Linked DNA regions of Mus musculus: regions 1, 2, 3, 4, 5 and 7 are each linked to region 6. A link is a loop called in an ENCODE intact Hi-C map of the cell type or tissue named here. Cell type or tissue: heart. All regions are shown on one strand.

The links. Hi-C counts contacts between places; a loop is a spot of excess contacts. Peaks named below come from ENCODE experiments on the same cell type or tissue, not always from the same donor. Only the 100,000 strongest peaks of a DNase experiment are listed, where the experiment ranks them.
Region 1: a loop joins it to region 6, with 2.5 times the contacts of the local background. A loop is called at or near these places in 9 of 42 quality-filtered maps.
Region 2: a loop joins it to region 6, with 5 times the contacts of the local background. A loop is called at or near these places in 5 of 42 quality-filtered maps.
Region 3: it touches region 6 in a loop (2.5-fold over the local background); 10 of 42 quality-filtered maps call a loop at or near these places.
Region 4: it touches region 6 in a loop (2.1-fold over the local background); 5 of 42 quality-filtered maps call a loop at or near these places.
Region 5: it touches region 6 in a loop (2.0-fold over the local background); 5 of 42 quality-filtered maps call a loop at or near these places.
Region 7: it touches region 6 in a loop (7-fold over the local background); 3 of 42 quality-filtered maps call a loop at or near these places.

Annotation. Positions count from the first base shown.
Region 1 is chr3:86,833,665-86,837,664 of GRCm38, reverse strand. It overlaps Dclk2 (doublecortin-like kinase 2), which reads left to right. Exons shown (of 16, transcript NM_027539.5): 3 at 1,258-1,360. Among named protein-coding and RNA genes, the nearest start is that of Gm46810, 4.8 kb to the right of the region's middle. In heart, a CTCF peak has its summit at 2,290 (motif pointing left); no DNase peak of the experiment used is centred here.
Region 2 is chr3:86,789,265-86,793,264 of GRCm38, reverse strand. It overlaps Dclk2 (doublecortin-like kinase 2), which reads left to right. Exons shown (of 16, transcript NM_027539.5): 14 at 1-46; 15 at 1,154-1,270. Among named protein-coding and RNA genes, the nearest start is that of Gm46810, 40 kb to the left of the region's middle. In heart, no CTCF peak of the experiment used is centred here; no DNase peak of the experiment used is centred here; H3K27ac peaks cover 1,259 bases.
Region 3 is chr3:86,845,905-86,849,904 of GRCm38, reverse strand. The region is part of intron 2 of Dclk2 (doublecortin-like kinase 2); the gene reads left to right. Among named protein-coding and RNA genes, the nearest start is that of Gm46810, 17 kb to the right of the region's middle. In heart, no CTCF peak of the experiment used is centred here; no DNase peak of the experiment used is centred here.
Region 4 is chr3:86,975,244-86,979,243 of GRCm38, reverse strand. No RefSeq gene overlaps it. Among named protein-coding and RNA genes, the nearest start is that of Cd1d1, 22 kb to the left of the region's middle. In heart, a CTCF peak has its summit at 2,480; no DNase peak of the experiment used is centred here.
Region 5 is chr3:86,810,938-86,814,937 of GRCm38, reverse strand. Dclk2 (doublecortin-like kinase 2) reads left to right here. Exons shown (of 16, transcript NM_027539.5): 8 at 1,204-1,261. Among named protein-coding and RNA genes, the nearest start is that of Gm46810, 18 kb to the left of the region's middle. In heart, no CTCF peak of the experiment used is centred here; a DNase peak (open chromatin) is centred at 1,997.
Region 6 is chr3:86,918,725-86,922,724 of GRCm38, reverse strand. Dclk2 (doublecortin-like kinase 2) reads left to right here and starts at 1,841. Exons shown (of 16, transcript NM_027539.5): 1 at 1,841-2,975. The coding sequence starts at 2,555. In heart, no CTCF peak of the experiment used is centred here; a DNase peak (open chromatin) is centred at 1,974; H3K4me3 peaks cover 2,249 bases; H3K27ac peaks cover 1,462 bases; H3K27me3 peaks cover 1,166 bases.
Region 7 is chr3:86,222,526-86,226,525 of GRCm38, reverse strand. Lrba (LPS-responsive beige-like anchor) reads right to left here and starts at 1,836. Exons shown (of 57, transcript NM_030695.2): 1 at 1,772-1,836; 2 at 1,022-1,457. The coding sequence starts at 1,237. In heart, no CTCF peak of the experiment used is centred here; DNase peaks (open chromatin) are centred at 1,785 and 2,355; H3K4me3 peaks cover 2,642 bases; H3K27ac peaks cover 2,061 bases.

The sequences.
Region 1 (4,000 bases), 85 kb after region 6:
CATCTGTAAGATGAAGCAGGCCCTGCTCTCCTGGAGCTGCTTTCTTAGAACAATAGAAACCCAACTAGAACACTTTATGACTCACGCCTTAATAAAGGAAAACCAAAACAAACCACAGCTGCTATGCGGGTGGGAACACAGTGTCATGGTTGAGAAGTGAACAGGGGACTTGTCACAGAGACAAGGTTGAAGGGAGGGGTGAAGTGACACTCGTTTGTAATGAGGGTGGTGTGGTCGTCCTGGTGGTGTGATAACAGTGACTAGGGGATGTGGGGAGATTGGAGGTCAGATAGCCAGCATCAGGACAGCAGCGGACACCAGGTGCGTGTGAACCTCGTGGAGGTTGACATACTTGTCAGCCGTGTGAGTAGTGGGAAGGACCTGCTGTGGGAGCAGAACCGAGCATGGCGACAGGATCCCCAGGAGTGTTGTGTGGAGAAAGACATAATTCACACAATCCAAAGAGAGGATAATGATGTCACCACCTGAGGTGGTGAGCAGAGGCAGGGTTAGCAGATGAAAGGTGATTGGTACTTTTAAAACACTGATCTGATGAGGTGTAAGCTAACTACAGAAGCTGGGTCTTGCTTGATAATTGGAAGATGTGGACAGAATCCATGCCTACTGCACCAGCTGGCTGCAGAGAAACATATCCTTTGCATGACTGTAACCCAAGCCGTTCGGTATATCTAGTTCACGGTAGTTTTTGTGCAGACTTATTTATTTCAGTATAGAGCCGAGTTGTGACTGTAGAGATAGACAATCTTACTGAGATTGCGGAGAACTTCCAAGTAGCTGAGCATGTTTTTAAAAAAATGAACACATTATTATTTTGGAAATAAAGCCATTTTCATAAGAGAAAATTTTATGTAGCTCCTTGTAAAACACATTGAAACACAGCTTGTCCATATGGAAGTGCTGGAAATGGCTCTGTTGTCACCAGTAGGCCGAAGGTGGACGTTTTGCTGCTGTGGACCAGGCTTTCTGGGATCTGAAACACATTAATATGGAGTGGGGAACTTTTTAAAAAACTGAAGATGTAATTTAGACAACAGAGGAGAGTTGAGCCTTGTAGTCTTAGTGTCATTGGCCAGTGTCACGGCCAGTCTTCCCCAGCCTTGATAAAGGTGGTGCGTACCTCAGTGGACAGGCCTCTGTCCCTCTACAGTGCTGTGGGTAAAGCTTGAACATGCGTTTAATTTTGCTGATTTTTATTGCGCTCTAATGTTTCTAATTTCTTGGATTTTTTTTTTCCAGGTTACTTGTCTGCAAGACTTTTTTGGAGACGATGATGTTTTTATTGCATGTGGACCTGAAAAATATCGTTATGCCCAAGATGACTTTGTCCTGGATCATAGCGGTGAGACAATTCATTGACCATCTTTGTAGCTCCTGAAATGAAAGCTCCCAATTTAGGAACTCAGACGTGTTAGCCCAGGTGTACTGGCGAAAGCTCTGAGGCAGAAGGATCATTTGACTCCAGGAGTTTAGCCAGCCTTGGCAACATACTGAAAACATGTTGAAGGATAATTAATAAACTGTCCATAGTAATTATCTGAGTTTTTTTATGTCATTGTTTTGTTTTAAAACATGCTTTAAAAAACATACATTGTTTATATATATATATATAAATGACCATCTCGTGGATGGGATGAAAATTCCCATTTCTTTATTTTTACCTATTAATGGAGTTCTTAACCATTATTTCAATGATTCCAAATGATACTGGTTTTAGGGAAATGGCTCTATCCTATTGTCTTAATTCTGTATACCTACTCTAGTAGAAATGACTGTTTTAGCTGATAGAAAAATCAACCTAGTTTTTTTTTTTTGTTTGTTTTTGTTTTTGTTTTTGTTTTTGTTTTTGTTTTTTCAAGACAGGGTTTCTCTGTATAGCCCTGGCTGTCCTGGAGCTCACTTTGTAGATCAGGCTGGCCTCGAACTTAGAAATCCGCCTGCCTCTGCCTCCCGAGTGCTGGGATTAAAGCCACGCCCAGCTTTTTTTTTTTTTTTTTTTTGGTTTCAACCTAGTTTTTAAGTGAGTGAAATTCAAGTAGGTATATTTTACAAAGGAAAGAGGGATTAGAGCTATGATCTCACTCTTTTATAAATGAGCAAGATGTCTTTTACAGCTTGAGATGGGTGATAGAAGTATATCACTCAGAGAATGCCTGGTCTCAAGAAGTGGCTCAGCAGTTAGTTAAGAGCCCATTCTGCTTTTACTGAGGGCCCAGTGCGATTCCTAGGATCTTCATTGAGGGACTCACAACTGTTTGGAATTGCAGTTTTAGTGGGTAGGATGCCCCCTTCTGGCCTCTATGGGCACTGCACTCAGATGCACATCCCCCCCCCCCCCAAGCCCCTCACAGATACACATAATTTAAAGATATGATAAATCCAGTGGTGGTGCACGCCTTTAATCCCAGCACTCGGGAGGCAGAGGCAGGCATATTTCTCAGTTCGAGGCCAGCCTGGTCTACAGAGTGAGTTCCAGGACAGCCAGGGCTACACAGAGGAACCCTGTCTTGAGAAAAGCACAAACAAATAGACAAATCATCTGAAAAATTGATAATTGTCTTGGGCTACCTGTATTATTACACTGTTCCGTGTAATTTTATTTTTTGTTTTCCTGTGTGTCTCCCAAGCACGTGCTGGCTCTCAGCCCTTTGTACTTGTTCATTTCAGTTTTCACCTCTGCTAATTACCTAAAAGCTCTCTGTTTTGTGCCACTCTGCTGGAGTGATTCTGTCACCCTGTAACACCACTGGGAAGCCTTTCATTGTGAAGCTGGGCTTTTGTGTCCCCTGTGCCGATGACCTACCCCGTTCCTGTAACACCAATATCGACTGAAACGTCCCTTTACCCATCAGCTGTAGTTTTCATCTTTATTTTAGCTTTTAGTTTCTGAATGATTTTGTCAGTAAGTAGACAGTTTGAAAGTCAAGACACTGAAACTGAATTCTGCGTTGTAGGTTTTAGTGTTTAAAGAAGTGCAGTGTAAAAAGCAGAGCTCCAGACAGAGAACAAGAGAGGGTTTATTCTGGAGCCAAATATGAACGGCTGTGGCCCAGGAACACAGATTCGGGTTACTCCAGTTACCTTGGCAACAGTTTCATGAAGTTTCTAGAGTAACTGAACAAAGTACCCACAAACCAAGTCAGTTTTAAAATACGTTAGTAGAGATATCAGGCAGACAGGTGTCAGCGAAGCAGGAAAACATGCTAGAGGCCTCAGGTGCTGTCTGGTGAATTCTTAGCTTGCATTGCTGAAACTAGGGTTCTGTTCATCATATTTTAAAAAGATTTGCCGAACAGTCACACACGGGTAGGCAGTAAATGGTTATTAGGGGGCTAAGGTAGCCCGAGAGGATCTGGCCCTGTCTCTGCATCTTTCTAACACTTCACAATCAACAAAGCTCTAATCAGTGAAGATGGCAGTGACTTAGTCACTGTAGTCACCATGGTGGTGCTGATGGTAGCAATAACGAGACATTGGTAAGTGCTCACTCTGTGTATAGGCAGGGCTGCCGTTGCTTTATCTGAGCGAGTTGGATTATCTGGCTCTTTGTAGTGGCTGATGAAGAAGGCCTCTAATAGATTTTAAAAAATGCGTCCTGTTAGTTTTTACCCCATCTCCAATATGTATTTATTTAATCTTCTTCAAAATGGGAGTGATAAGGATATCTTATAAAACTTTTCAAAGATTAACTGAATTAATGTGTCACATAGCCTGGGGTCCCTGTGTGTCTTGCTGTTTTTGCTGTTGTCAGCTTTGTAGCACCATCTTTACACGGTGAAGTTGTATGGTGAGAGCAGATCTCGTTTTGGATTCTATCACAGATACACTCATGAGAACGCAAATTGTTTTTTTTTTTAACATAAGGTGTGTAATTGTTTTGTCTTAAGAGCTCCAGCTTTGAATGTCACACATTAAAGATCATGCATTAAAACAACAACAAAAATCAAAGGAAGCATGACGTACGTTTGAAAGCCCACCAAAA
Region 2 (4,000 bases), 130 kb after region 6:
AGCTCGCTGTACTGCGGGAGAAATTCTGAGTCACCCCTGGGTGTCAGTAAGTACCCACATTCCCAGGGAACGAGTGAGTCTGTGTTGTGTGGTCAGCAGCATGCTTCCTTGCTATGTGTTTTGCACAGATGCAGTTGTACATTCAAATTCTATGGCAGGTAGACTGTCTCTCCTAATGACCAAATATCATGGGAGAAGATGGCTGATACCGGAGTCCCTCGTCTGCTTCGCCTGTCCCTTGTTGGACCTCAGTTTACTCATCTACGAAGTAGGGTTGGCCAAGATGCTCTTTAAGGACCCATTCCATGACTTCGTTCTAGTTTTGGGGTTTGTGTTTTCCTCAGAGATGAATGTGTTTTAGACTGTGACCTCTGTGTCCACATGGCGTGCAGTCCCATGGACTGGAAGGAGAGACAGTCTCCTCCAGAGGTATCGAAGAGGTTGGTAGTGACCACATGTTCCCTCTGGGCAGAAGTGAACTAGAAGGCAAGTCCTGAACACTGGGTTAATTAGCCACATGGCTGTACTGCTGTACCCTTCCACTCTTCACACTGTTTCCCTGGGCTAAGACACAAGTCGGGGAGACAGCACATCTCTTTGTGAGCAGTAAGGCTATCAGTTGAGTGACTGATGTCCTGGAGATGGAGCTCGAGCCTTCAGCATACAGCATGTTCTCCTGCCAGTTTTGTTTTGTTTTAATTAAGAAATGGGGTCAAACATTAGGCGCAAGCCATGTTCCCTCCTCAGCCTGTCCCGTAACCAGAGAGCTACAGCAAGGTGGCACAGCACACATGAATTCTTCATGCAAACGATAAACTCTTGGTTTTTGTGTTTCTGTGGGATGGCTTGTATTGTATATGCCTTGGGAGAGGGCCTGAGAACCCCACACAGTGCCGTCCGGAGGCGTGTCTGCCTGAAGGCATGGTGCTGCAGACCATGCTGAGGATGGAACTCAGGGTCTCATGCCTGCTGGTCCAGTGCTCTTTCCTGGCGCTATACAGTGGCAGCAGTTAGTTTTGAAAGAACTAAACTTGTGTTCTTCTGGCTAAGATGAGCCTGTTTGGGACGACATCATTAGGTGGATGGTGGGGGTAACTTAATGAGCAGTTGAAGCTGAGGATCCGAAATCACTGTGTTTGGTTCTGTTCCGTAGGATGATGCATCCCAGGAGAACAATATGCAAGCCGAGGTTACAGGTAAACTAAAACAGCACTTTAATAATGCGCTCCCCAAACAGAACAGCACCACCACCGGGGTCTCCGTTATCATGGTAAGTGGGACACAGAGCTCTGCCTCGGAGAGCCGGGGCTGGCCGAGCTGGAGTTGCTGTCTAGATAGCCAGGGTTCTGCTCATGGAAGCTGGTGTCTTCCATGTTCCTGTCTCCATGGAGGATTGCCTGGCATGTAGAGGGTGCTTTCAGCTCTGTTCCCTAGACTCTGCATGGCAGCTAGGGGCTGGGAGGAGACAGAGCAGCAGTGACAGGGAGCTCTGGCTGGGCCTTGCCTCACCTGTCATAGCTGCTGCTACCTCTAGGGATAGATTGCAGCCCCATAGCATGGGCACTGTAAGGAAATAAGGCCCAGCCTCTGGTTGAGGTGTGAGTTCTTTTAAACTTGGAATAGGAAACAGCCAAGTTAACAAATTTCACTTTTTAAAGACTGCTTGGTAAAAATAAAAATAGTTGGTGTGTTTTTAAATCCATAGAAGTATTTTTTTAAATCAGATTTTCATGGTTAGAGTTTTATTTTAAAAGTAACAATGATCCCATTTTTGTACTTCTCCCAAAATGCTTAAGGCCATGAATCTAAATATTTAAACACAAGAGACAAAAGTAACATTAAGGAGAGCCAGAAGAAAGAGTACAGGACAGGAAAATAAACCCAAGTGAGGTCAGTGGTGCCTGAGTCCCTCTGAGCATCTCCCACCTGCTCAAGTCAGCCAAGGTACAAACCAGCCAAGGTCTCCAACAGCGGTGCCTCTGTCCTCCTCACCACCACAGCAGACAGACAGCCGACACAGGGCCAGGGGCGTGGATATCGGGAACTTGCCTCTCCGAGGGGCAGGTACCTGAAATAGGCCGTCCCTGCAGCTCTGTCATTTGCTTCTAGAGCAGCCTCTTGCCCCATGGGAGAGGTTCTCCGTATTCCTCCTACATACAGGGATATAGGCTTATTCTCACTGCACAGTGTAGTCTAAGGATGCCAGGAAACCGTGGGAGTCCAGGAAGCCACAATGCACACACCCACTATGGACACAAGTATTCTGCTGTTGGTTAAGCACCTGTGGCATTCCTGGTCCCTGCTTTCTGTGATGTATTCCCTTCCTCCAAGGGTCTTAGTTCATTTGGTAGACTCCCTCCCACTGTCCTCGAGACTCCTGTGCTCCCTGCAGGGATCTGTGTGCTCCGTTTCCTCCCCATACGACTTGAGTCCACAAACTGGGCTTTGCGCTGCCCTGTAGGACTCTGGAGTGCTCCTTGATGAACACAGGAAGGCTGGAGGTGTGGCTTTTCCTGCCACTGTAGTGATGTTTTACTGAATACTGGAGAAAGGCAGAGATGTCACAGATATGGAGCCCACAGCAGGGGGACATTTCTAGAACCCAAGGATTCTCTTTTGAGACCCAGCCTGTGAGCAGAAGCAGGGTGGATCTGCGCCATGCATGGTGTGGTAGGGAGCGTCTGTGGAAGTGGAAGAGAAAACCATTAAGAGTCAGCATTTGTGTTGGGGTGCAGCTCAGCGGCTGTGCGTGTACCCCAATATCCCCCAAAGTATATATTCAGCATCTGGTACAGCCTTGAAGAGAATTTGTTGGAGTCAGAATTTCCTATCATCTGTTAATTAGCTTGCTAATCTTCTAAGATTTGTTAGTTTTGCAGCCCTGGAATTAAAGGCCATTAGGCCTGTTCTCTGCCTCCTGACCCTAAAGCTCAGCTGAGGGTCTAGAATGATTGACAGTCCTCCCTTGAGCCGGCATAAGCGGTGTAAGCTGCGCTGTGGATAACAATGCAGAGAACCTCTCACCACTTACAAATAGCGGTTTCCCCCTTGCTAATGGAGTTAGTCAGATGTCAGACCCTTGAGTTTTAACAGAGTGTTCCTGAGACTGAACAAACCTTAAGAAGGTGACTGTATAAAAATTGTGTGTTGATGTATATGCAGGAGCTATTTGGCACATGTTGGTGACATCCAGCTAACCACATTCTCTGCCTAAGCCTGGAGACTGAGCACAGGGAACTGCCTGCCAATGGTCTCACTGCATTCAGAATCTACTGGACAGATTCCTGGGACTTGTTTCCGGCCGGCCGTCTCTGTTCTCAGTGGTTCAAAAGCCAGCCTGCCAAATTTTGACTTGGCCCCAAAAGCAGCAGAAGGCTTCTTGCTTGTCCTTCCCCAAGCCAGTTCTGGGCCTATGTATGGCTGCTGGGTAGAACCTGTGACATACTTCGGGGCCCCGTGTCATGTATATCATGACTGTATAACTGAGAGCAGTTTTAAATTGTTTTTATGCATAAAGTAACTACAAAATGCCTGTCTCTGGCATGAGTTAGTCATTACTGAGTATACGGGCTCAGTAGCAGAGGAGTAGATGTGTTTGTAGCTCAATGGTTAGTGGTCTCTGCATAATTTACAGATGAGGTCCTCTCTGTCTCCTGTCACCTCAGAACTCTCCCCAAGTAGGTACCTGGGGCTCCAGTGAGTAGTATGCTAGGGTAGGGCTGACTCAGGGGAAAGACACCGAAGTGACACTGTTGTCTGCATTTCGTTTGACAGTTTGATTTGACAGTTTGAGCGACACTTCAGAGTTTCGTTCTTTGCCCAGTTGAGACTATGGGAAACCCTGAAGCAGACCCTGGTATTCAACACCCTGTGCTCATGAGAGCCGCACCTAACTTTCAGCCCCTCTTCCAGCTGCATGCTTGTCTCAGGCTCCGGCCCTCAGCTTCCTGCTGGTAGGGGTCCTCTGAACCCACTGACCTCCTCCTGGCCAGCCCAGCCC
Region 3 (4,000 bases), 73 kb after region 6:
ATGAGTTTGCTACAGGTTCCTAATTGGCAATTGCAGATGAAGTCTGGATTGATTTTTTTTTTTTTTTTGTCTTAAATCTTTGCTTACATGTTAGAACTTGGTTGTTAAAATATAATATATTAACTAAAGTAAATATTCTGAGAAAACAGGTTTCTTTGAAAGGATCAAGAGACTATACAGGATGGTTCTTTTAAATTAAAATTAATCAAGTTGATTGTACATTAGTAGTTTTTGAAAAAACAAACTTTAGGAAACCACCTAAATGTGAAAAGGAAACATAAAAAACTAAAACCTGGTTGTTTCGATCAACACAGGGTTAAGCCTGCAAGTTCCTGGCTGATGCATGCAGCACCACATAGCTTAGGGTTTTGGTTTTTGTTGTTGTTGTTTTAAAGTACTGAACAATTTAGACACACTCTTTGTACTAGGAGGTCTACAAACATAACTTGGAAGGACACTTACAGCTGTTTAATAACATTGTCCTGGGGAGGCGGAGAAAGGATGTGTGAAGTAGGGAGGAGGAGGAGGAGAGGAGGGCTGAGGAAAATTAAAAGAAGACATTTTTACTTTCCTGTGTTTCCTTATATTAAAGGGGGTTCCAAAGTAGACCTGACAAAATAATCTTACCTTGAGGGGTGAGACTTTATTTATTGTACTTTTAAATCCTAGATTAATATATACATTAGCCAAAAGCATTTCCTAACTTCATTTTGAGGTTCTACATAAATGAAAATCTAGAATGTGTGAGTAAAAAACAAAACAAAACAAAACACAAACCAACACAGTTTCTGTTTGCATTTGGAGAGACTCTTAATAACTAGGAAATGTAACTGTTAGGCTGTCTCACTTCCAATTTCGCTGCAATGACGACGACATGTCTGTTGTGTGCATGTAAGGGTAGCATGCTTTCTCTGTATGCCAAGAGCAGGTGCCTTCTAAACAGAAAGTGTGGTATTTGCCCTGGCAACATCAGTTTCATTTTTTAAAGTGTTGCCACGAGTGATCTGAGTGGTGGTGTGCTTTCCTTCTGAGAGTGAGCCTTCCATCCACCAAGACCATACCATGGAGATTTTTTTTTTCTCATTGCTTTTCTTATAGGATTTATACTGGTTTGAAAATGAAAATTTTGACATTTTGTCCTGTGAAAATAAATGTAGCTATAGAAACCAAAACCTTATATTTTCTATAGCACAGTATTTTTCTGCTTACTTTGGACTCAGCTCTAACTTGTCCTTCTGATTGAACCATAACTAAAAACAAGAAAACAGAGGGAAGTTTGTCATTAGGCAATACAAATTTTGGATGCTAAAGCTTATTTTCTTCCTTCACAAAGCCACCAGCCCTCATTCATTTTTTATTTTAAATTTAGTATATTTGTATGTGTATGAATATATATGTATGTATGTGAGTGTGCGTGTGTTATGGTGTGCCTTTGCAGGACAGACAATAGTCGTTGGTAGTTCTCTCTTAGAATGTGGGCTGGGTCGGAGGAATCTGAGGTCGTCAGACAGACCCCTGTAAGGATGGAATCAGCTTACTATAGCCCTCAGTTTACTCTTTTTTTTTTTTTTTTTTTTTTTTTTTTTTTTTTTTTTTGGTTTTCGAGTCAGGGTTTCTCTGTGTAGCCTTGACTGTCCTAGAACTCACTCTGTAGACCAGGCTGGCCTTGAACTCAGAAATCTGCCTGCCTCTACCTCCCAAATGCTGGGATTAAAGGCATGTGCCACTACTGCCTGGCCTCAGTTTACTCTTAAGATCCTCTTACATTCTGCAGCTTGAAATGTCTCCCTAACAAGTGTGCAGGATGTTCACTCTACCAAATCAGATGTGGGTAGAGGAGCAACTCAAAAGGGAAGTTTGTTGCTGTGTAAGACTCCTGGGAACCTTAGCTTACTGGGGACCCCCTGAGAGAACCACGTGGAGCCGGGATCAATGCAAAAAGCACCCCCAGACCCGAAGGAGAGGCAGCGACCACCAGCACCCCAATCAGATCAGTCCAGTCGGCGAGTTTTTATATGGTTTCCAGGGGGCAGAATAGACCATCAGCAACTAGGCACAATAGGATTGGCAGAGCAGTGCACCCTTTAAAGTGATTGGTCTTTAGGGAATGAGATGACAAGGACTTCCCTTGTCTGAAGGTGGGTAACAGTCTGTCCAGAGGAATGAGTCCCCACCCACAGGTTGGTTCCTGCCCTGTGGTGTGAGAAATGTTAATTCTCCTCTCCTTTCTGGAGGCTCAAGTGTTTCATGACCTTCCCATAGTTCCTTAGCTGACCTTTTCAGCTGGAATCTTTAGGGTCAAAGATTCTCTTTCTAAAGCCTGCTCTTTAGAAGAGAGTTCCAGAACAGCCAGGGCCTTGTGGAAGAACCCTGTCTCCAAAAAGCAGAAAAACCAAACCAAACCAAAAAACATATTTTTTTATTCTTTTGGCTTTGTGTTTTTGGTTTTTTTTTTTTTTTTCAAGACAGCATTTCTCTGCATAAAAGCCCTGACTGTCCTGGAACTTGTTTTGCAGACTAAGCTGGCCTCAAACTCACAGAGATGGATGGACCTGCCTCTGCCTCTGCCCTGCCACTCCCGGCTAAGTTTTTTTGTTAGGAATTCTGTATGAATGAAACCTAATCATATTTTCCTCCCCCACCTTCCCCTTGTCCCTGTTGACATGTACCCTTCCCAACCTTATGGGTTGGTTGGTTTGTTTGTTATTTAGTTTTGTGTTTATAACCCAGTTAGTGTTGCCCACATGTGCATGAGTGAGGGCCATGCCATTGCAGCAAGGGAAATCTGCCTGTGACTGAAAACAAAACAAAACAAAAACAAAAACAACCCGAGAGTATCTTCACTCCTGTCAGGCTGGTTAAGTTGGGATGGGTTCTGCTGTAGTTTTTTCTTGATGCCAGAATGTAAGTTCAAAGAATAACTCAAGAAAGGAGAGCACCAATTTTATTTAGAGAGGAGAACAAAAAAGTAAAAGACGACCTGACCCCTTTCAGATACATCGTGTTTTAGAACCTAAATGCCACAGAACAATTAAGGATAGTAACAACGTTTGTGCTGGCAGTGTTGAGGACTTTCATTTTCCAGAATAATTAAGGATTAATTGATCAGGTTTCTCCATATCATCTTAATTAACGATTCTAAGGCTCTTACTTCTCTTGAGTGTGATCACGTGTGGTGATGCCATGCTGATACCAGAGTGTAAGCTGATGTGATTTCTATGTGCAGAGAATCAATTCCTGAAAAATCCTGCAGGTTCTGCCTGTTTTTAAAATATGTAGAGATCATAGTATTCATTAGCACATATTGATACATTTAGTATTTTTAGTCTGGCAACAAGTGGAGTCCTATTTTAAAACCATATGATTGAAACTTGTGTTTATAATTTGTTTCAAGAGAGTTAGCCAATTTGTTTGAAGATATCAATTTCAGAACATATTCACTATTCCCTAAAGCATAAGAAGTTGGCCTGAACTTGTAATGACCTTAAAACATTACTTAGAAGTCGATCCTTTAAAAAAAAAAATTCCTAGGTATAAGATTACATCGTTGCCATTCACTTATTTCATAAAAGACAGAAAAATGGCCCAGTTGTTTGGATTTTAGACAAGTATAAAAGCTGCTGACTTATTTCATAAGCTCTTTTATGTTTTCTTGGAGGTTGTAAATCACAGTTAATACTTCTCTTTAGGGAAACAGCATGTGGTCTAGCGAGAAGTCTCCTCAGCTGGCTCTGTGACTTGGAACATTTTGCTTAACCTTTTGAGCCATGTTAAGCCCCTTTTAGGTAAATGGGCACGTGAGTCCTTGGTAAGATTGTCCTGGTGGCTAAGAGAAAGTTAGTGAGAATGAGATTCCTTGTGTAAAGTGTGTCCTTTTCCCCCATGGATGTTCCCTTACCTCATCTGTTGCAAATAGACCAGTTTTAGACAGTTACCACCTTGAGCTGTGGTTCCATTGCCCTTTTCGTAACATAGTTTCTTTTTATTTGTTTGTTTGTTT
Region 4 (4,000 bases), 57 kb before region 6:
ACCAGGACAATATGGCTTTACTAGAGACCAACAACCCTACTATAATAAGCTCGAAGAAATTAAATATAGCTAAAGCACAAGACAGGGACTTCAAATAGCAATTATGAATACTGTAAGAACCTGTCTTAGTCAGCCGGGCATGGTGGCGCACGCCTTTAATCCTAGCATTTGGGAGGCAGAGGCAGGCAGATTTCTGAATTTGAGGCCAACCTAGTCTACAGAGTGAGTTCCAGGACAGCCAGGGCTACACAGAGAAACCCTGTCTTGAAAAACTAAACAGACAAACAAAAGAACCTGTCTTAGTCAGTGTTCTACTACTATGAAATGACACCACGACCATGGTCAATCTTATAGGGAAAGTATTCCATTGGGGCTTGCTTACAGTTTCAAAGGTTTAGTTCATTTTCAACATGGCAGGAAGCATGGTGGCATGCAGCCAGACATTGCGCTGGAGAAGGAGCTGAGAGTTCTACATCTAGATCCACTGGCAGCAGGAAGAGAGAGCCACTGGACCTGGCTTGGACATCTGAAACCTCAAAGCCCACCCCCAGTGACATACTTCCTCCAACAAGGGTATACATACTCCAGCAAGGCCACTCCTTCTAATCCTTCTGAACAGCACTACTCCATGATGACTGAGTATTCAACTATAAGAGCCTATGGAGGCCATTCCTATTCAGACCACCACTGATGTTAAAGAGGTTATGAGTGAATTCCTTAAGGAAATCCATGAAAACATAAGCAAACAGTGGAATTAAATGAAGAAAACAATTCAAGTCATGAAAGCAGAAAAGAAGCACTAAAGAAAACCAAAACTGAGGTAAAACTTTAAGAAATAAAAACTTTAGGGACTTGAATGGGAACCTCAGAGGCCTCATCCACAGAACACGAGGGATGAGAAAGGAGTCTCAGGCACTGAAGACCAGAAGAAGAAATGAATGCCTCAGTCAAAGAAAACTGTTAAATCTTTTTTTAAAAATCCAGGCAAAAAGCACACAGGAAATGTAGGCCACTATGAAAAGATCAAATCTACAAATGATAAGAGCAGAATGAGAAGAAACCCAAGCCAAAGGCACAGAAAATATTTCCAATGAAAATCACAGAGGGAATTTTTCCTAAAGAAATAAAGGCTTATTCAGATGAAACCAAATAGACTGGACCAGGAAAGAAAGTCCCCATGACACATAATATTCAAAACACCAAGCATACAGAACAAAGGAAGAATATTAAAAGCTACAAAAAAGAAAGACTAAATGACGTAAAAGGCAGACCTATTAGAAACACTCTACTTCTCAATGGAGACACTAAAAGCCAGCAGGGCCTAGATAGATTTTTTTTTTAATTTATTTATTTATTATATGTAAGTACACTGTAGCTGTCTTCAGACACACCAGAAGAGGGCATCAGATCCCATTACAGATGGTTGTGAGCCACCATGTGGTTGCTGGGAATTGAACTCAGGACCTTTGGAAGAGCAGTCAGTGCTCTTAACCACTGAGCCATCTCTCCAGCCCCCTAGATAGATTTTTTTTTCAACTAACTCTAAAAGAGCATAAAAGCCAGTCTAGAACACTCTACAGAGCATAACCTTCAATCAAAATAGATGAAGAAAGAAAAGCACTCCTTGATAAAACCATATTTAAGCAATCTACATCCACCAACCCAGATCTACAGAAGGCACTGGAAGGAAAACTTCAATACTCAATAAAACACTAGGAATGAATAATCCCAGAGCAGTAAATCAGAAGAGGGGAAAACCCATGCTACAGCAACAGAACAACGGAAGTCAACAAACACTGCTCATTGTTAGCTCTCAACACTTCAATAAAAAGACACAGACTAACAGATTGGATTAAAAAACAGGATCAATCTTTCTGTTACATCCAAGGAAGATACATAATACATATATAAGGATTTATTTTAAAGCCTTGACTAAGCATTATAAGTCTATTCAAACATGTTTGATGTTAGCTTGTTCAGTTTGACCATCATTGGCACCTAAAGGTACTGAATATGGAAATCCCACATTTAGATGAAGTCCACAGACCCACATGGCTAGTGTATAAACTCTTGGCCAAGACTCTCTACCTCTATCAGTGTGTATATCATCTTTGTTTTCCACGATGAGCCATCACGAGTCCATTTAATATGTAGTCTTATAATGGTGTCCCTTGGGAGTAGTTATAACAGGTATATAAAAATAACCTCATTATGATTGGCAGATTCTTGAGATTGTAGCTGTCCAGAATTCCAGAGCCTAACTCCAAAGGTATCTTGTGTCTTTCAAAACAATTAGTTTATCAGTTAGATTGTATACATGAAATCCTTTTGCGTGAGTTCCTACTGACTTCTGGTAATCCCAGAATCGTTGTATATTTTCCATGACTGGTGCATCACGCTAAATGCTTTTGATAGTGTCTTTAGTATCCTTTGGGCAGGTTGAGCCAATTTACTCATATTATTGTAGTACCATTGTGTACCACGAGGGGGTGCACCTACTCCAGATACATTTCATCTATGTAGGACAGTGATCTTAGAGTTGGGGTTTTCTGCACTAGCTACCCAGTTTCCTACAGTTGCTCCGAATGTTGTTAAATTGGGCCCGCGGGTATTGGGAGTTTCGTTTTACTTCTAAACATGCACAAATTAATTCTAAATTAGGCAATAGAGAGAGGTGTAGTTTGGGACTGTGGTGAAATTAAATTTGCATGTGTCCCCTAAAGCCTGGTTTACAATAGTGTAAAAACGGGAAGCAGGGATTTTACAAGGGTGAGTACCTGGGTTTGTTTTAAACTTTTTTTTGTTGTGAACTCTCTAGAGAGTATCCTAAGGGTTGATATTCAGGCTCAGTAACACAAGTGGGTGTTGCTATGTGTCCCCCATATGATCCAAAAGCATTAGAATTCTGTAATGATGGAATATCTGGTTGAGAGATACTAGTTATCAACCAGTCCTAAGGTGGGACTTATGAGCAATCCTACACCTTAGGGGTGGATAGGTCAAATAACTCAAAGTATGGAAGCCTATGGCACTACACACGCGCACACGCACACACACAACACACATACACACACACATACACAAATATATATACACCACACACGCATACATATCACACACATATATAAACCATACACACATACACACCACACACATACACACACACCATTTGTTCTAAATACTGCCATTTTGTTTTCAGACATCACATAATCATAGGGAGGAACTAAATTCAAGGTCCCAGGAGATGGGGACTTCTCAATAGCTGAACAGCTTCTGCTGTAAAGAGACAGTTATCTGAGTCCAGCCAGAGACAACTTGTAAGGAAACAGTTGTCTGAGTCAGCCATCTCAAGGACAAATTTTCCATCTTTCTGGAAGGGTTAAACTATGTTCATGTTCCCAGGCTCAGGAACCAACTCCTATCCTGATTGGTGGAAAATGTAACATAACTGGGCATATGTCTATGGTGCACAAGCTTAAACAATTCTGTGATGTTGTCTTGTGGTTGCAGTCCAGCTCCCCAGTTCATTCTGCAGCCCTGATCAATCAGTCATGGCTTGGTTAACAATACATTTTTGTTGTCTTCATTGACCCCGTGTTCAAGTCATGTTGGATCTAAGCGGACCCCATAACATCATCAAGTGGGTTAAAATGAGGTCTGTGAAGGGCTGGTTTGGATGTTATCGTTGCTGTGTCATCTTCATTGTTGGATCCTTCAGTTCCCAATTCACAGTCCTTGCCTGCTTCCAGCCTGGGTTGGAACCAGAACTGGTACCACTGGGATGCAAAGCTGGCTTTCATAGCTTTGCTTCATGCAAAGTTCCACCATAGCTAATAGTTTCCTGGATAGTTACAGGCTCATCGTGGAGATGATACCCCAGCAGATGGCAGACAGCAACCAACAAGTTTGCATGTTAGCCTAAGTATACCCCGTGGTCTGCACAGATTGCTCTAGCATATTGTGTCCTTCAGTAATCTTCCAGATATTTGCAACAATTATG
Region 5 (4,000 bases), 110 kb after region 6:
GTAAGGAGGAAAACGAGCCACTGAAAGAAGACTGCCGCCTTCTGTGGCCTTTCCCACGCCAGGCTCTGCGTGGTGCACGCTGTGAACCTTCAGAGCAATGCTCTCTCTCACCCAGTGCCAAGCTGCTAGACCCATAGCTCTGGATGCAGGAGCCATGACTGTGAGATGAGATCAGAAGAAGTCAACTCTTTAAACAATACGATAGTCATTATGATTGCAGATAAACTTTTTTTTGTGTATAGAACGCTACCCTACCTCTTACCTCTTCTGAATAGCTGGTTTTTATAGTTTGTGGCAGGTTTTCTAGAATGTTCTGGTAATTGCAGTTTATCCATTCTGTTGCATCTCCAATGAGAGCTCACTGCCCTTTATATATCGCTATGTAAGCAACCCCCTGTTCTTGAAGCCTTTTTACAGAGCTCTGGCATACAGATTGCTGACCAAAACAGTGAGGCATCTAGAATGTATCTTCTAAGGACCTGTTAGGATTTGGTTTATAGTATGAGGGGAGCAATTTGAGTGTTACTCTTCCAGGCTGGGCCTTGTCCCTTTGGCAGAACAGCCCCAGATGAGAAAGCACATGTTTTCTGAATACTTTCTAAGAAGACTGTTGATGGTCTCTATTGCACTGCTTGTATTTCAGGGATTTTTTGGTCATTCAAATTCAACTATGCCAATATTGAGTAAAAATTAAATTGTATTAGATTAAGATTCTTGTGTCTAATAAGTGATTTCTTTAGACCCAGGCAGGGTCTGTAGGGTAGAAATCACATAGACCAGATCTTGCTGAAGATATGGAGGAAGGCTAGGGACTAAAGGGCGAGGACTTAACTATAAACTGAGGTGGCTTGTGTATCAGTGTAAAGAGACATCCTGAGTCAGGTTTTCTTTCTCCTGTTAATCTGATTAACTTTTCTTTCCCTTAGCTTTCTCCTTAGAGACCGTCTTGAGGTTTAAGTAAAGAAAGTGTTTCTTTTCTTGGTTGATACAACAGAACTTAAATACTTCAATACAAGTTAATAATGTAAAGAAGGTTTAATTAGCCTGGCTTTTCTTTCCTCTTCTTTTTTTTTGGGAGTTCCTTCCTCCCATGACCCCTTTCCACACTGTGTAAGGGGCAGAGGTGTCTCGGCTGTACAGGGAATTGGAAGGCAGGTTTAGTCTGACTTGTAGCTTTAATGGTTTTCCTCTGGTTATTTCTAGGTACACTGGAAAAGAGTTTGCATTAAAGATTATAGACAAAGCCAAATGCTGTGGAAAGGTACAGTATACACAACTGCTACAAAGAAAGAAAAGAGAATGCGTGGGTTCTCGGTGAGGGAGGCGTTAGAGTGGGGACTCGGCCTTCGCTGCAGGGCAGAGACTGCTGTAGACAGCAGAAAGAAAAGTGATGGGTTTCCAGCCTGCTGTTCTCCAGCAACTTTTAACTCTAAGATGGCAAATTAACTGATCTAGGTTATAGCTATAGAAAATGTAAAACTCTCTTCTCTGGGAGATTCCTAGTCTCAAATCCAGCAAAATTTAAAGGCTAGAACTGAGGGCCATGAATTGTTAGTTAACCTACTCCATGCTAAGAGTTAGCCTTCTGGCTTCAGAGAGACAAAAGACATTACTACTAATGGCAGTGCAGGTGACCGGCTTGCTCTGGCTCCCAGGTGATGATACCCAAGGGCTCAGTCAGATAATATACACTAGTGGGGTTTGTGTAAGACCCAAGGGGCCCCAAGCTTGAGTCACCTCCTGTCTTATGAGGCAGCGACTGGGAATCACCCAGGCTTTTTGCTACAGGGAATCATTAGTTTCATTATCAGGGTCAGGAAATGATCTGGCCTTGTTCCTGTGTTCTGAGGGTGTTTTCTACATAGATATCCCTGGGAGGGACATTTAGAGCAGTGGCCAGTGCAGTGAAGTGACTCCGTTAGTTCAGTGACCCATTTCTGTCTGTCCTCCTCTCAAACTGGGGTGGAAAAGGTCAGCTGAGGACAGTCTGCTAGAGGGCAGTAAATACTCAGGGTTAGCGCAGGCCTGTTATGGCAGTCTAAGACAAGGCTGGGCAGTGGTCGTATCTACCACCAGGGGGAGCTGCTGCCTGCATATGGCTACCAAGCACCCAGGTTGATGCAAGTCTGAAGTAAGCCATAGGCTAAAGTACACACTGGTATTTGAAGACAAACTATATAACTGTAGATGACTATATAGTAAATTTCTCAGTAATATTTTCCCATTTTACTATCTGATAAGTGTATTCTAGATAGACTGGATTAAGTTACATTTTAAACTAAGTTTTCCCATTTGTTGTAGTTTCCAGTGTGACTATTAGAAACTTTAGAATTGCATATTTGAATTACATTGTAATCCTGTTGGAAAGTTACTCCAAGACCAGAGTATATAGAATGTAATTCTGCCTTCTTGCTGTGTGGCCCTGGACAAATGTTTGTCACCTGTGTCTTCCTTTCTTCTTCTTCTAAATATGTTGACTGATAGTGTGTACTGCAGCGGTCAAGGGATTGAGGAATGGGGAATGGGAAACACGCGCAGAGGCGCCAGTGTGTGCAGAAGGAACCGACACGTGTTACCGTCGGTGTCGTTAACATGCCAGGGGCTTTGGAACTTACAACTGGAGGGTGAGGCGACAGTGCTGACTTACATTGTGGAATTGCTAAAAATCCGAAAACTCATTTTTAGTGGACGTTTCATAATCGTGTGGTTTTAACAGAAAATTTAAAACAGTGTAAGGATGTTTTAGAAAAATCTTCTACCCAGGTGACAGATTTGTCACCTACTATTTTATCTTATAATTGTCAGCAAAGCAAAAGTGGCAAAATGACTCATTTCTGTGTGTTTACTTTTTGTCTAGATTTTATGTGGTTTTGTGTATTCTTTAAAACATTTTCATGGTCATTTTTGTCTCTGTGTATATATATTTATATATGTTAAATGTTGCGTGTGCACATGTATGTGCATTGTGTGTATATGTGTGTTGTGTGCACATGTGTGTGCAATGTGTGTATACACATGCCAAGGATATTTGCCTCTGTCAGTCTTCTGTCACTCGGGTCCCAGGAATCAAACGCAGGTCTTCAGTTGGGCAGCAGGCAGGCACTCTTACCCACTGAGCCATCTCTTGCTGGCCCTCTTTGCTTATGCATCTAACGATATTGATAATTGTCGAATTTAGTAACATTTTCTCTATATGTAGTTGTTAGTCTTTCCATCTTTGAGGTTATCTAAGCACAATGTATAGGGAGCCATGTTCTTATGACTATTACCTGCTCCTCAAAAATATTAAGGATAATGGTTAGGATGTAAGTAGCTATATTCAAAGTTAAAGATGATTGTATGGAAGAATTTAATCCGATACGATGACTACCTACACACATGGGGATATTCGGATTTGTGTCTGTTACTGAATTTGTTTTATTTTTCACAATCTTATGCTTTTCTACATTTTTATATTTTGCATATTTGACCAGCAAATTTCATATCAATATTATATAAAATTATAATTTAAAAGCTTGATGTTACAAGTAAGTTGATTTTTTTTTCCACTGTGAAATTATGTTCTCAGATAAAAATGGCTTAATTTGTTTACAAAGTTTTAGTAGATCATCAAGCCATTATTATGGGGAACATTGCTCACCTCTGCTTTGTGGTTTTATATAGAAAATTATTATGTTGGAAATAGCCACCAGCTTGGGAATGTAGGGACTTTACACAGCCGTGACTTAGAACACTTGTACCAGCTGTACAGAGAAGGAAGCAGGGACTTGGGTTAAATGGCTTCCTGCAAATCAACAGAGGCAGAGGGCGACTTAGCTGGGTACAGCGTGTGCTTTGCCAATCTGCTGTGTGCCTCTGTGTTTCAGCTTGTTCATTCTTCACTAATAGGAATCTGGGAACAGACACTTTTCATTCATTCTTACCGCCTGTTTCTTCTAAAATCCACCAACACTGTTAGATTAAAGCACTCACCTGTATTTTAATGTGTGTTGTGTGTGTA
Region 6 (4,000 bases):
CAGTGAAGTTTTTATACTTACTGGATAGTCTACGACTATTTAAAAAAATGTGTAATCAGAGCAGAAAGGGGTTATTTTTGTTTTGTTTTTGTTTTGTTTTTTCGAGACAGGGTTTCTCTGTATAGCCCTGGCTGTCCTGGAGCTCACTTTGTAGACCAGGCTGGCCTCGAACTCAGAAATCCGCCTGCCTCTGCCTCCCGAGTGCTGGGATTAAAGGCGTGTGCCACCACGCCCGGCTGAAAGGGGTTATTTTAATGTGTGAACGAGGGAATGTTTTGAGATTTAATTCCTTCTTGAATTGCCAATAGATGAGAAATGAAGTATTTTCCCCCGATTTTTTATTCAAGTAAATGTTAGGGTTAAGGGGAGTTATAGAACGGTAATTCACAGCCGAGAGAGAGAGAGGTCAAGGTTGGCTTCCAGAAGGTGACTTATTTGCCTGTGGCCATCCTGTCTTCATAAAGCCACCTTAAACTAGATCTCAGTCCAGGAGAGACCCAAACAGTCTCCAGACAGGTGAACAGCTAGCAGGTCAGACAGGGTTTCTGAGATGCAGGGAATATCCCAGCGAGGGAAATACATGCCAGTTCTAAACATCTCACTGTAGACATTCTGCACTTGCACGAAAGAGGAAAACGTGTTACGGTTCTATAAACTTTAAACCATAAAGCAACCCAGATTAATTAGTAGTTGCCTCCTTGAAGCCTGCCTTCTCCCAGTTCATTTGCATTAGAAATAGAATTCAGGAACAATTTTTTTCCTCACAAAAGTTTTTAGATTTATTTACTGTGTTGTCTTGGCATGGCATGCATGCAGGGGTCAGAGGATAAACTACAGGAGTCTATGCTTCCCTTCCACCACGTGGGATCTGGCGATGATTGGCAGTTCTATGAGTCACCTGACCTACTGAGTCATCTTGGATGCCCATGGAACTTTTTTTTTTTTTGCCCCTCTATCTCCATCCGTTCTCATGTTTTGGCCAACTAGGTCTATGAGGAAGGATTTGCTTCACGGTGCTCATGGTTGTGTTTCTACCCACTCCTATTTTATGCTGTTCCAGTCGATCACAAGCAAAGCGTTTTTTGTCGCCCTACCTTCAAGGACAGTTTGGAGCTGTTTAGGGCTGCTGAAGAACCGGGTGCCGAATCATTAATTTCATGTGTCAGGTTGGGGCCAAATGCCTTTGAGCTTCATCACCAAAGTGAAATAACGGACGTTTCAAAAATTTCTTGAAACATGTCTATTGTGGGCCAGATATCCACTTAAGAAGAGGTTTTCTTGCATGATGGGTGTTTGTCAGTCCACTTCTGTGAGCAGCTCAGAATGAACACGTGAGCGCGGGTAAATTCACAGAGGTTCTGTTCTCTGCTCGCGCATCCCCAGTGATGGGATTAATGCCCGGCAAATGGCAAGCTCTCCACAAATACTTGATTCAATGAAACCAATAACTTGTAGTCATGTATTCATTCAAAGTTACTGGAACTACTGTGTTATCGAATCTGCAGTAGAAAGTGTGAAGGATTTTTTTTTTCTGCCTAAAGGATTTTTTATTTAAACAATAAATCAGACGTTTATAAAAAACTAATATTGCATCCAAACCTAGTGCTATGTTTTGTATTTCTGCTCTAGGTTGGCCTCGGTTTTTCCCCAGGAGGCAGGATAAGGATGTGCTTGCTGCCCTTGAGTCTCCTTCCTTTGTAGGCTTTTTTTTTTTTTCTTTTGCCTAGCGCGGTTGCGCTAGCCCCCGCGCTTGTGGAGCGCGCAGCGCGGTCACGCCCGGGAGCGCGCAGCTCCGGTAGCCCGGCGGGCGGGCGGGGCCTCCTTGGACCGTAGAGCCGCTCCTCGCGCGGCGCCGCCCTCTTCCTCACCATCTCCCTCTCGGTGTGGTTTGTGGTGTCCCTGAAGGGACAGAGGGTGTCCTCCGGGGTCCAGGCCCTGACAGGCGGCCGAGAGCGCGGATGCCCGTGGGCGTGCGTGCGTGGGAGGCGGCTGCACTCTTCCCGCAGGGGCCCAGCGCCTCTAGAGGATCCCCGGCCAGGGACGCGCACCGGCCGTGGACTGGGCCTGGGCGCGCGCGACGCGGCGGCGGGAACCCGGGACCCCAGGCCGCGCCGGGCAGCCCCGAGGCGCCTCGCCCACGCTCGCGCCCCTCCCCCCTCCGCTTCCTTCCTCCACTCAGCGCGCCCGAGAGCGCAGGCCGGATGCGAACCCGGGCCAGCCTAGGGTCGTTCAACTTGGCGGCTCCCGGCCTGCTGCCCGCGCGCTACTTGTGAGGCGTGGCCCGGCGAAGGAGGCGCTTGGGGGGCGTGGGGCTCCTCAGCTGGCGGCGGCGACCGAGGGCGCGCGGGACAATGAGCTGGGCTGCTGCGCGCTGCGGCCGCCTTTAGCTGGCTGAGCGGCTCCACCTGCGAGCATGGCCCGAATGCCCGCGCCAGGTGTCCCGCTGCTTTAAGACGGGACGGAGCGCCTAGATCGCGGCGCGCTGCGGCCGGGGCGGTTGGGACGTCCTTTTATTAATTAATTAATTTGTGGAGAGCTCTCCCGAGCAGCCGCGATGGCCAGCACAAGGAGCATTGAGCTGGAACATTTTGAAGAACGGGACAAAAGGCCGCGGCCAGGGTCACGGAGAGGGGCTCCCAGCTCCTCCGGGGGCAGCAGCATCTCTGGCCCCAAGGGCAACGGGCTCATCCCCAGCCCGGCGCACAGTGCTCACTGCAGCTTCTACCGCACGCGGACCTTGCAGGCCCTCAGCTCGGAGAAGAAGGCCAAGAAGGCGCGGTTCTACCGGAATGGGGACCGCTATTTCAAAGGCCTGGTCTTTGCCATCTCCAACGACCGTTTCCGTTCCTTCGATGCGCTCCTCATAGAGCTCACCCGCTCACTGTCTGACAATGTGAACCTGCCCCAGGGCGTCCGCACCATCTACACCATAGACGGCAGCCGGAAGGTCACCAGCCTGGACGAGCTGCTGGAAGGTAAATAGGAGGGGCGGGCGCGGCGCGGCAGGTGCGGCCCCGTGCACAGCGGCAGGTGCAGTGGCTGCGGCCAGCGCGCTTCCCCGCCCTGCGCTGGGGCAGCCTGCCGGGCGCTTGCTTTCTAGGCAGCCACGGGAACTGTCTGCTCCTCGGTCGTTTGTGTTGGGTTGGGGTGCACCCATTATCTCCTTCCCAAGAGATTGGCCTTCTAAAAACGGAAGAAAATTCTAATGATCAGAGACAAATACAAACAATGATGGCTGTAAAATTAGCCAACTTATTTTTGCTGGAAGGGCAAACTGTTTGAAAGCGTGTTTCTCCAGTGAGGCGCTGGGTAACCTTTGGTAGAGGCCAGTGCAGTACCTGTGCTGTTCCTGTGTTTGGGATCCCATTGTACCTTCTGTGCACAGCTAGCTCGTTCTGACTCGTTCTAGGTTGGCTTTTCTGGTTTCATGTGTGGCACAAGGCACTGGAGATCAAGAGAGGCAAGCCAGCACAGAAAAAGTCTCACTCAGCCTGTCTTCACTTTGGACCGTGCTGGGCACTTTTTAAAATATCGGACCCGGCCCCACCCCTTAGATATTCTGATGTGCTTGGTTTAGGGTATGACTTGGGCGTTTAGAGTTTTGAAAGTTCCTCAGATGATTTCAGTGTAGCCAAAATGGAAAGCCACCTTGTTTAAAGGATTTTCCACATTTGGTTGGCAACGAGGTGAATCAAGGTGAGTCTCTCTGTCTTCTCCATGAAGAGAGTAACAGTAAGAATGGTAGGGTCTTGGGACCCAGCAGCAAAGGCCTGTTAGAAATTAGGAATCCTGGCACACCAACCATGCATCAATCAGAGGGACTTCGTGCCAATAGGTTTGGTCATTCTAGAGTTCTTGCAGTATTTTTCATTTTTGCTTTTAGTAAGGAAAGGGTGGCTGGTAGTTAAAGAACCCAATTTTTAGTTCCAAACACCCCAAAAGATCAGGCAGATATCTCAGTGTGTACTGAGGGAGTGTTTACATATAATTAGCTCTCAGG
Region 7 (4,000 bases), 700 kb after region 6:
GCCTAATGAAGGAAATAATTAACTGCCGGGAATAAAACAGTCTAACCTCAAAAATATAGAGGTAAAAAGAATGGCTACTAAACAGTTATTACAACTACTGCACATTTATATCTGGCACCTTGTATTATCTTCTAACACTGGTTGAATGAGAGAAAATTATTTTAAAACCAAACTCGGTTTCAACTCTTTTAAGTTTATAAGCAACAGAAAACTAAAGTCTAAAGGCTCCACTAAAACTAATTTCTAAAAATGGAATGGAAAAAGAAAAAAAGAAAGTATCTCATATCCACTTAAAATAAGCCATTGCCCACCATAGTATAATCAACAACTTCCAATGACCAAGTTTGTTTCAATGATAAACACAAATTTACAAAAGTATCAAGCTCACACTGTGGCTGCCTCAGGCCTTTTTCAAATTGACATTCAATTATCACAAGATAACCCTAAACCCACTGCAAAATTCAACCTTGGTTAGTTATTTCTAAAACTAAAAGTAGCCAGAATTTTAAAAATACTAATTTACAAGTTAGCCTATATCAGCACTATGAACATGAATTCTGTATTTAAAACTAACTATAGCAAAACATAACTTAGGCAAAAACTTACATTAGCTCCCAAGTCCAAAAAAAAAAAAGTCATTTATTCAAAATATTAAAGAGAAAAATCGCAGGCTTAAACATACACTCCAAGAGGAAAAAAAAGTTACATCCAAATTCTCCATTGAACACCTGACTACACACACACATGCACACACATACACACACAAATATACTTCCACATCAACACTTGCTTAATTAGCACAAAGGTGATCTGTTCATGTTCATTGAAAACCTGAAGCATCAAATTTTGCATAATTCTCTTTAAACTGAAATACAAGTAATTGCTCCATTTAGGTCAAGTAGAATTTTGTGTCTATCCGTGGAAAAAGCCATTAGATTGAGTGAAGCACATGACCCCAACTTCGTCTTGCTCCCCAACTCACCGAGAAAAGTATATGCTTATAAAATATTGATCTACTTACCAGGTTAAAGACAGTTTCTACAATATCCCTATTGGACACTTCTCCAACTTCAACCAACCCCGTCAGCACGGCGAATTTCATTCTGATGCCCCTGATGGGGAGCCCCGGCTTCAGAGACAGCGCACCCCCTTCCGTAGGGGTTTCTTCTTTCCCTCCACCTCCCCCGTCATCACCTGTTGGTGGCCGGGAAGGGGCACGATTGTCTTCACTAGCCATGACTAGTTCACGAGAAAGGACAAGTCAGAGTCACCCTGGGCCAGCAGTCGCTGCACGGAGAAGAGGCACCAACACACACGCAAACGCTAAACCAAAAAGGGTCTCTGTTCCAACTTGCGGAGAAACCCAAAAAAGCAGGAAAGTCCTTGGTCGTCGCCCTCCTCCTCTTGGAGACTATTTGTCCAATCTCTCTCCCGGAGGCTGACAACAACGCCAAAGCCTATTGGAAGATTAAACATCTGTTAAATAGGGTAGGTCTGTCGTGGGATTTTTTAGGGAGGAGAGGGAAATAGTTACTGTCTGTCAAATAAGTTACTAAGGGCACCCCAAGGGCCAGCCGGCCGGCCGCTCCTCCCGGGCTCCATCGCCCGCTCCGCCGAAGGCGGGTCCTCCAGGCCGGCGAGCAGGCTCACTCCTCCCCCCCCCCCCCCAGCCCGCGCAGGTGGTGGGCGCGGGCAGGTGCACCGCGGGGGACTGTCGCCGGCAGAGGACGGGGGGCCCCTGCGACCACTGAGGTCCAAAGTTCCTCCTCACCCGGAGACTCCGGCCTCGTCCTCACCCCCGCCGGGGCGCAGCGAGACGGAGGTGGCGGCGGAGATCCAGGGCAGGAAAAGGCGGGGGAAGGGGGCGGTGATTCTCCTCAGCGCTCGGCCCAGGGGGAGGAGTGGAGCACCTCGCCCGGGCACCTGAGCTCGGCTGAGGAGAGGAAGGGAGGTGTGTGCTGGGGCGGGAAGGCAGGCCCGACGCGCCTGCGGGGACGGGGACAGGGACCGGGACGGGACCGGGGAGAGAAAGGTCAAGGCACCTGGTCGCAGCCTTCAAGTTTCCCTAGTCCGCTCCCCGGGAGCCCGGCGGCTGCCTAGAACTCCGTGCTTCCCTAGGCCGCCCCACCCCTGCGCTCAGCCCTTGCAAACGCAGCTACTGCAGGCGGGGGCGACGCCGCGGCTCGTGCCGCCGCGGTGGCCGAGGATGCTACTGCCACAGAACGCCGGGCTACGGCGCGCGGGACTACCCCTATGCCTACTGAAGCTGCTCCTCGCCGCCATGACAGCGCCGAGGGCCGCCGGGCGCGGCGTGCGCGTGCGCGAGCGCGAGCGCGCGGGGTGGTGGGGCGGGCGAGCGAGCGAGCGGGCGGGCGCCCTAGCGGAGGCGGCTTAGTAGGGGACGTGCGGGCGGGCCCGGAGAATCGCGGGTGAGTGGCGGAGCAGAGCACGCGCGCTCGCTGGAGGTGCCACGCGGGCGGGAGCGCGCCTCGAGAGCGCGCTGCTCAGGTAGAGCCGCGAGCGGCGCGCTTTTCCCTCGCACTCTTCGCCCAGACTGTGCTTTGGCGACGAACGGGAGGCGGGTGCTGTGCAACAGCAGGTCTCTGAGCGCCGAGGGTACCCGCCCCACGTTGTCAAGGTGTCCTCGTGTTGGACTTGGAGAAGGACACCTGAGGGACTTAGGAGTCGTTGAGGTGGCGGCGCTGGAGCCTCTGGGGAGCAGTCTCCACCCCTGACTGAGCTCAGCTGCTGCCTGCCCGCCCGCGGCGCTAACTGGGAAAGATTTCCACTGGGATGCCCTGGCAGCTGCCGCTGCTCGGAGGGGAGGGACAGCGACTGGGAGGATTCCTTGCCTGGCAGCTGCCGCCCCAGCAAAGCTCTCCCACATTCTAAGGAGTAGAGGATTCATTCCTCAGACAGCTGCTCGGAGCTGTGGAGGCGGGATTCACCGGGGGGGTTGGGGGGGGGCTGGAAATGGGAAAGGGGGTTCCTCTCAATTTCCCAGTGTGGAAGTTAAGTTTGCCTCATTATAGATGCTTTTAAATATATATAAATGAGGATTTGAAGCCAGTACAAATTGTCATAGTCTAATGTTGTCATTCTCTTCACTGCCTCTGATGATGGCAAAGCATTGATCCTGGTGCATTAGTATAAAATAAAATGAACATAGAGGAGGTAGTTGTTCTATTAGTATTCTCTGGGATAAGACTTTAAAGTACTAAAATACTCCCAGGTTCCTAAAAATGACGGGATGAAGTAATCAAAGTACTCTGAAGGAATCCAAAGAAACGTAGATGAGTTTGAGAAATGAAATGGTTCACTTGAAAAGGTATTATTTGAAACATCCTTGAAAAATAGACCGTTTTAGCTGTCACATGGATACTTAAGAGAAGCAACATCAGAAAAGATTCTAGCAACGAAGTGTGTTTAGTTTATTGCACCTTTTTTAAATACTCAAAAGGAAGCTTCTTAAAAGAAATTAGGTTGCCTCAGAATGGATTTACAAATTCCAAAGATAAGGCAGACATTTTTCTAATTCTGTGAATTGCTGATTTGTGAACTTTTACTGTTAGAGTTAACATCACTGGCCACCTGTTGCTGAAATCCCTGAAGAAGGAAAACAAACAAACAAACAAATTCCTTGGATCTCAGTGTGTAAATCTGAAATAAGGGAGTGAGATGTCCCTGCAGGATCAAGAAAACATTCACTTGACCTTCTTGACCTTCTACCAATTTCTATTTTGAATGTGGGAGCCATGATTAGGCTACCAAAGTCATCTGGTAAGATTTTGCATCCTTGGATTTGGCAGATAGTTTAAGTTACTATATCTAGTTTATAGGCACTAATAATTTGTTGATGAATACCTTCTAATAAAAGCAGATGGATGGTAAGAATGAAAATGGTCACAGTCAAACCCTTTTCAAGTCACACAGTCTCAAGGATCCAGGATAAGGTACGTGTCTCATGCATTTTTGAGATTATTGGTAATGCTCCTTTACC